Linked DNA regions of Homo sapiens: region 1 is linked to region 2. A link is a loop called in an ENCODE intact Hi-C map of the cell type or tissue named here. Cell type or tissue: B cell. All regions are shown on one strand.

The links. A loop is a pair of places that touch in the nucleus more often than their neighbours do. Peaks named below come from ENCODE experiments on the same cell type or tissue, not always from the same donor. Only the 100,000 strongest peaks of a DNase experiment are listed, where the experiment ranks them.
Region 1: a loop joins it to region 2, with 9 times the contacts of the local background. A loop is called at or near these places in 2 of 110 quality-filtered maps.

The regions. Positions count from the first base shown.
Region 1 is chr15:68,228,103-68,232,102 of GRCh38, forward strand. CLN6 (CLN6 transmembrane ER protein) reads right to left here and starts at 1,626. Exons shown (of 7, transcript NM_017882.3): 1 at 1,400-1,626. The coding sequence starts at 1,482. RefSeq lists enhancers at 911-980, 1,011-1,090, 2,321-2,370 and silencers at 1,131-1,720, 1,490-1,669. In B cell, a CTCF peak has its summit at 2,080; DNase peaks (open chromatin) are centred at 329, 1,549, 1,649 and 1,959; H3K4me3 peaks cover 2,118 bases; H3K27ac peaks cover 1,980 bases.
Region 2 is chr15:68,818,767-68,822,766 of GRCh38, forward strand. ANP32A (acidic nuclear phosphoprotein 32 family member A) reads right to left here and starts at 2,129. Exons shown (of 7, transcript NM_006305.4): 1 at 1,932-2,129. The coding sequence starts at 1,985. RefSeq lists silencers at 1-210, 471-580, 2,081-2,330, 2,381-2,540, 2,611-2,670 and enhancers at 246-827, 828-1,409. In B cell, no CTCF peak of the experiment used is centred here; DNase peaks (open chromatin) are centred at 365, 1,155, 1,635, 2,165 and 1 weaker place; H3K4me3 peaks cover 3,602 bases; H3K27ac peaks cover 3,413 bases.

The DNA.
Region 1 (4,000 bases), 590 kb before region 2:
AACTCACAGGCCGAGGGAGACAGGTGAGCTACAGTATGCGGTCTATGGCCAGTACATTGTTTCTAAGTGAAAACGGACACAGTCCGCAGCTGCTCAGCCCGCATGTCCGCAGCAGCAGAAACGAGCCATCCCTCACCTCAGCCCAAGCGCTCAGACTTCTCCCTTCATCCAGGTCGTACCAAAAACTTCCTAACAAGGACTTTGCGCATGCTAGTGCTCAGAAACTTCTCACGACTCCCCAGTGCCTATGGGATAAAGACTGTGTCCTTAACCTGTCACCTAGGACAGGAACTAGGGTGAGACAAGCAAGGCCTCCAAGGCCCAACATTTGAGGCGGCACTCACGGTCACGGCAGTGCGCCTACCCCTAAGTTTTGCAATCTAGGTCCTCAACTCGAGTCCTAGACTTGCTGCAATTAAAGGCCCTTCACAATCAGTCTGCATCCTCCTGTCACTTTCTTTTACAGCCGGAAAGCTCCAGCACCACTAAACTCCTTGCCCTTCCCCACTGTTTCCCTGGATGGAACAGCCTGTCTTCCCTGGGTCCCCTACCAAGTCCTCTGAGACTCAGCTCAAGTGCCACTTCCTCCATGAAGCCCTCCAAGATGACCGCTCACTCCCACTTGGGCTCTGTCTCTCCTGATCCCTACAGGACCGTAAGCCTCTCCCACCTTCACCCTGCCTACCCCCTTACTGCCTGGCACAGCGCTGGGCATACCACAGGCGCTTAAAGAATGCCTGCTGAATGCAGTGAATGTTTCTGGTCAGTAAAACGGGACGAAGGTAGAATGGAGCTCTGCTCGCCCAACGAGATAAACCAAAAACTGAGAAGGGCTCCTCATTCATTCTCTGGACGGCAGCTTCCGCCCTTCCCCGCTGTCTCTTCCATTACATTCGCACATTCTTGGGTGCCCCAGGTCAAGCAGACAGCCTCCTGATAAATGACAGAATCAAGTCCTACTCAGGGCTGGAGGGACCCCGAGAACGCGGAGGTGGCGCCCGGAACTTGCGGATAAGTTGGGGGTCCGAGTGACGAGGTGTGTGTACCCACCGCCCTGGGGAGCTCTCCCAGCGCAGCGGCTGTCCCGGCGCCAGCCCGGGTCGCTGGAACGCGGGAAGGGAGGAAAACCCCAAACTTCGGGCGGGCGCTCCTCCCACCCGAGCAACGGCGAAGCGGGGAGGCCGAGCCCCGCTGGGCCCCAGGCTCCCCAGACAGAGAAGGAAACGCGGGGGCACCGCCGCCACGGTAGCGCGCCTCCAAGCCCCCCGCGCTCCGCTCCGCCCCGGCCAGCGCCGCACACGAGGTTCCCGCCCGGCAGCCCTAGGAGCGTCACGTGGCGGGTCCCGAGGCCCCAGCGCACAGGCGCCTAGCCCGCCCTCTCACCCCGGCGCGCGCCCACCTGGCCTGCAGGAAGGAGGCGCCCAGCTGCGCGCCTGGGCCGCCCGTCGCTCCCAGGTGCTGCCGCCTCCGCGTCGCCTCCATGGCTGCCCCGCAGGCCCCTCGGCCCTGCCTTTCCGAGGAAGAGACCGGTTCAGCTCGGCTGCCCCGGCGGAGGCCGCCGCAAATTCCCAGCGCGGGGCGGTTCGGGGCGGGCCGGCGAGAGCGCGCGGCCCTCGGGAGGAACAGGCGGGGCTGCGGACCCGGGGCGGGGCGGAGCGGAGCGGAGCGGAGCGGAGGGAGGCGGGGCGGAGGGAGACGGGGCGGGCTCCGCTAGGGGAGGGCCGGGCGCTGCGAGTGTGGCGTCCTCGCGGGGCGGGGGCTGCTGGCCTGTCCGGGCTGCGCGCGTGACCACCAGCGGGCTGGGATGTGTTAGGGTCCCTTGCCTGCCTGGGTACGGGAATCTCTGTCTAGGGTGACTGAGGCCTGGGTGTTGGGCTGGGGCGGGGTAGCGACCTGGAGATAGACTAAGCTGATTTAAATGCTCCCCGGGGCAGAGGGTTCTGTGGGATTTCCCTTGTTCTTACGGGTGGAGGAGAGGAGGCAGGACTGGAGACCTGCACGTGTAGCACCCGCGTGGTGCAGCACGTGGGTTGCAGATGTTCTAGTGAGGGGCTGGCGGTGACAGTGGGAAGGAGCGAGTTGGTGACATCTAGAGTCGTGTGAGAGGTATGGTGACTGGGACTCTGGATGTGGGGGGTGAGGGGAGAAGAGTTCAGGCAGTGGCCGGATTCTGCCCCTGGGTGGATAGTGGAGGCACCCCCCGGGAAGTGGGCTAGAGCAGATTTCGTGTAAATAAAGATTCATCTTTGAACGCATTAAGCTTGAGGTGGGTCAGGAAGGCTGTTGGACCGGTGGTCTGAAGCTGAGGCGAGACCTGGGAACCCAGTGGACAGGCTCGTGAGTCACCGGAGCATACAAGACAGACAGAACCTAAGGGGACAGCATCCTCAAGTGAAAAACAGAACCAAAGGTCAAACCTGAGAACAGCCTGCAGGGCAGATTGCCAGGACTTCATTAGTGGTACCACTTTGAACTAGCTGTGATGCGGGCAAATGGCTCAACCCCTCACAGCTTCAGTTTACTCATCTGTAACAAGAAGATGCCTATTGCATCTACTACATTGGAGTTGTGATGACTATATGAAACTCTTAGCAGAGAGCCCAGCACTGGTGGACTAAGTTATTTACAATAGCCCGTCTCGAGACCTGAGGTTTCCCTCCACAGAAAGGTTACCTTCCACACCACTGTCAATGTCACAAACTCTCTCCTCCCCACGGTCACTGTCAGCAGCCCAGGCCGCTAACTAGAACAACTGCAACCAACTCCCATTCTCCCCACCACCCCCGTGCTACACCAGGCGCACACGACATGTGCAGGTCTCCAGTCCTGTCTCCTCTCACCCAGCCCTCAAGCCGCTGCAGAAGGGATGTGCCTCTTGGAAGGGATGTGCCTCAGATGCAAATGCAATGTGCCATTCCCCTGCCCAGTATCCTTGGTCTGCTTCCCAGACCATGAGGGGTCTGAGCTATGCCTATTTCCATTCTATTTTCTTTCCTGTCTTTCTTCTTGGGAGATGTTTATTGGATTTATTTCTTTCCCCTTTGGTCAGAACCTGCATGTCCTTTCTTGGCTGTGGGAGGCTAGGACTGCCTGCCTGGGAGTCATTTTCCATCAGCCCCATCCTGGGCTCTAGCAGCCCACAGGCCACACCTCAATCCCCCCCCTCCGCCCCTGGTCCCCTGAAGAACACATTTGCTTTAAAGCTTTCCTTGTTTCATTTGATCCACACACACCAGGTCGTAAGGAGAACAGGTGATTGTCTCTGTTTTGTAGCAGAGAAAAACCTAGGCCCTGAGCTGAAGTACTGTGCCCAAGGGTCAGCCAAGGACAGCACTCAGACGGGGCCCCAGATTTAATTCTGGTGAATCTGATCTACACATCGATCTCGGTATACACCAGAGAAGAAGGATTGAGGCTTCCCGCTCTGACCCCAATTTCTTATCCTCTGCAGGCTTTGCAAGCCTGCTGGGCTCCAGAGGGAGGGGCATGCAGTGCCCATGATGTCATCATCGATTTAATAACACTCAGAGGTGGGCTTCCAGCCATCAGAGGATGAGGCCGTGTGGAGGGAGCCTCTCTAGCTCATTTAATCCTCCAATCTCTTAAATACAAACACATCTGCCTTTTTTCTGGAGTCCGCTGCTACCCCTTGAGGGGAGGGGAGTCCAACCTGGCAGGGGGCTGGGCCTTTCTGAATGAACAAGATGAGAATTCTCCCTGTCCGGTGGGATTATCAGCCCCCTCTCTTTCCCATCCCACCAGGACACTTTAAAAACACCATCTTCATTAGCTCTTTAAATTGCATGGAAATTTGGGGGAGGAGGATAGAGTAAAGCTGAGGGGTACACATTTGCAGGATCTTGTTTGTGATTATCTGAGAACATGGGCCCTGCACATCAGAAGGGAGTCTAGTCTCAGCTCTCTGAGCTGCAATTTCAGTGGCCAGCATCAAGAAATCTTTCAGCTGAGAAGGTCCTTTGGTATTATGCATCTTGGTGGT
Region 2 (4,000 bases):
CCTTCCCCCTCCGCGCAGGGGGCTTCCGGAAAGTACGCGGGAAGACCGCGGCCCCGGCCCCCTCCCCCATCACCACACCCAGCCCCCAAACGCTAGGCGCCGGGTCCCGGCCGGGACGAAAGCGGCCGGAGAGAGGCAAACCGCCCGCAAATAGTGCGCGGAAACTCCGGCCTCCACCGGCGGCGCCCCCTCCTCTCCCGCGGCCGCCCCCTCCCCGCCCTGCGCGCCATAAGGCACTCGCACGTCTCCAGTCCACAGCTGCGTTAAGGCGGGGAGGGGGTAGACAAAAAGGATCTTGTTTTCAAAAGTCTCACTCAGGTTTGGGGGAGGAACTAGGGAAAAGAGGAAGCGAGGCCTGCCTTCGCCGGGATTCGGGTTTAACGGGCTAGAGGGGCGACAGGCCAGCGCACGGTGCTGCCCAAACTCCCAACTCCATGGAGCTCGGGCCACCGAGACTGGGGGCGTCCTCCCGCCAGCGCGTCCCCGGTCCCCCCAAGGGGCCAAGAGGGGAGCTGGCCAGGGTCTCCGCCCCAGAGCCGCCAACTCGCCGAAAACACTCAGGTTTGAAAGCGAGAGGGAGGCAGAAATAAAAACCAGCGTTCGAGTCACCCACCCTCACCTTCCCCCTCCTCAGGGGTAAGCTTTCGCTCGAGCCTCGCGATTCCCACCCGTGTAAGTTTCCTCCGGCCGTGCTCCCGCCGCTGCCCAATCAATAACGGCGGCTAGCGGGCAAACTCCCATCCTAGAGCTGCGTGTTTGCCATGCCCGCATAAACGTGGACCCAGCCAGTACCCACCACGGGCGCCAGCTCCGGGCAGCTCGCGTCCTGACAAAGTTTCCCGTGCCCATTTATTAAGCAGGCGCCGAATGGCTGCCGACAAGCCCAGCACTGAGAAAGACGGGCCGGGGGTTCGAGCTGGGGGGCACCAGGGCCCAAAGGCTGGCATCTTGGGGAAGCCGGAAGGAGCTGGGGCGAGGGGGCACCGGGACGTAGCCTTTGGGCAACTTGCACCAGCGATCGCTGGAGGCAGGGAGACGCGGGGATTATCTGTGCCTTAGCACGTTCGAAAATCCCTCCCCCTCCTTCTAATTTATCCTCCCTTCGGAAGGAAAGGAAGAAACATCAGCATCTGGCCCGAAGGTGGGGTGGAAAGAGTGAGGGAGAAAGAGGAGGAGAGGAAGGGAGGCAGAGAAAGGGAGGGAGGGAGAGAAAGGGCGCGTTCACGAACACTACAAAGTTACAAATATGGCTCCCCCGTCTCTCGCCTCATCACTGCAAAGAAATGAAGACGCACTTTAAACTCCAGCCATTCCCAACTCCGCTGCAGCCCCCTCCCCACGCGCTCTCCCCGGGGGCCTCGGCCCACATTTATCAGAAACTAAACCGGACTCGCGAAGCCCCAAACTTATTGTGTGTGCGAGCGAGCGAGCGAGAGAAAGGGAGGGGGGAGGCGCGGGAGGGGGGCGGAAGGGGGGATACATTTATAAAATGTAAAACCCCCTTTTTTTGTTGTTAAATCCAGGAGGCAGCCCCTCTCCTCCTCCTCCCTCGTTAATCTTCCCCCCAGACGGAGTCACGGGAGCAGCGATCTCCGAGGGTGATTTCGCCTCATTCTCTCCGACCCAAACGCGTGCGCCCGCCGGCCCCCGATGGGTGCACACTCGCACGCACACTCTCGCACCCACACTCGCACACGCGGGAGCACACGCACAGGTAGTCACACACCAAGGGCAGCGGCGGCGGCAGCCGGAACATGCTCGGATGGCATTGCAACCCCCCAGCCTTGCCAATTCGCTTGCAGTCCGACCCCCAAACCCGCACCTCCCGGGCGCCCCCCCCCAAAAAAAGTGCCTCCCCCCAGCGCGCACACACACACACACACACAAAGTAGGAGAATGGACCGACAGAGATATTTTTGGCAAATGCTCACATCAGAGGGCGTCCTGTTCCGCAGCTCTAAATGAATCCGTCTGCCCATCTCCATCTCTCGCGCTCTCTCTCTGCAGAGGCTCCCGCGCCGGCGGAATTCAATCAATAAACCCCGAACCCACGGCCGCGCGTTTTAGGACTTTGAAGGCTCAACCAGCTCCGCTCGGTTCTCGAGCCCCCAGCACCCGCGGCGCACACTAACCTGATCGCCGTGGAGGCGGGATCTGCGGCCCCATGGACGAGCGGCAGCGGCCCGAGCCAATCGCCGCCGAGGGTCTCCGGGCAACAGCCAATGGCAGTGGCGGCGGGGGGGGGAAGGGACCAATGGGCGGGCTGCGCAGCCGGCCAGGGAGGCTCGGCCATTTGGTAGTGGTGCCGGAGACGGACCCCTTTAGATTTCGGGGCGGCTGAGGAGCGCGGCGGCTGCTCTGTGGCTGAGTGAGGGGGGTGGGCGGAATGGCGGGGGAAGGGAAGGTGACTGTGCCTCGAGGGCCGAGCCGCCCGGCCTTGCCAGCCAGCCGCCGCCTCAGCGTTCGGCCGGGGGCGGGGCCGCAGGTGCGTTCTGCGAGGGGGAGGGGCGCGGCCGGAGGGGTCGGGTCGGGGTCCCCGCCCGGCCGAGGGCTTCGCGGGGCGGCGCGACGGGGTTGCGGAAGGAGGCGGGCGGCTTGAGGTCCGGGGACCGCGGGCTGCCCAGCGGGAGGGCAGATGAAAGGCCTGGAAGGAGGAGAGGGGTCAGGGTGCAATGCCGGGAGGGGCTCGTCGGGTCCCGGGTCCGGCGGCTCGCGCTGGGGAGCGTGGCTGCCCCCGTCACCCCCACCGCGGCTGCCCAGCAGCCCGCGCGCCCCTTCCCCTCCGGCCTCGTCCCTGTCAGGCCGCCACCATCGCCACCCTCGTATACATAAGTCAGTAAAAGCAAGATGCTTCCACTTTTGGATGACTTACCGCGCGGTCGCGACCCTTCCCACGAAGAGGCTTTTCACTTTGCTGTCATATTAGGTCAGCTTGGAAGAAGTGATCACCAAGAGACACCCAAGATCTTGTTTAGGCAATAAATGAATGAAGACCATGGATTAAGAACCGTTGCTAGATATGTAGAATATTAAAAGGTGGAAAAGGAAGGTGCTCATAACTCCTGGTTTTCTGGACCAAACATAATTTCTGGGCTTTATAGACCTAGTGAAAGAGAACGGCGCACGGTTTATTCTAATCGTCCACCTGAGTCATTCGGTTCGGTTTGGGTTGCCAAGGAGGCTCTAACTGGAGCCCTTTCTCCTGGTTTTTCGGCGTGGTTGCCTTGGGTATTTTTGAATCACATTAAGTTTTAAGAGACCTTAAAGCCCCGATGCCCACTGGGTTACCGACTTACGGCACTAAGTTGGCTGCCTGTGGCTGTTAATAAACCACGGGGATTGTTGTCAACGAGGACAGATACATCCTTACCTTTCCACACGACTGTATTTTAGTGTTTGTTTCTACATGTCTGCACTCTTCCCCACACGCCTCAAGGTAGTTTTTCTGGATACATATGTTTATTTTTCAGGAACAGGAGTTCAAAGGAGAGATAAGCCAGTATGTATGTTGCAAAGTTAAAATACTGTTGCATAATAGCAATCCAGTTTCATTCTTAGACATACGAAGTTGAGGAGGAAATAAAAAGTGACAATGTAAATAAAACACATACAGAATGCTTACACTGGGGAAGAAGCTGTAGTAACTTTAATATTGCAACCTGATGGATTGCAAGTGTAAAGCCCTGCAACTAAGGATTTTACTCAGTAAATTCTTTCAGATAAAATGATAAATGGAATTTGAAGTCTGATGTTTACTCTGATTAGGTGGGAAATGCACCATAAAAGTTAGAAGTCATTGTTTTATTTTATCTGGGTATAAATAGTATAATTTATTTAACTTGTTGACTTGCCTGTCATCCTCAGATTTTGTTAATCTTATTGAAGCCTATTTGTATAGTTGGAATTTATTCTAAGTTTTATTGGCTTCTTTGTAATACATGAGGAACCCCAAATTTCCTATTTATGCCATTGAGACAGTTGTTATTTCTGGATATGGTGT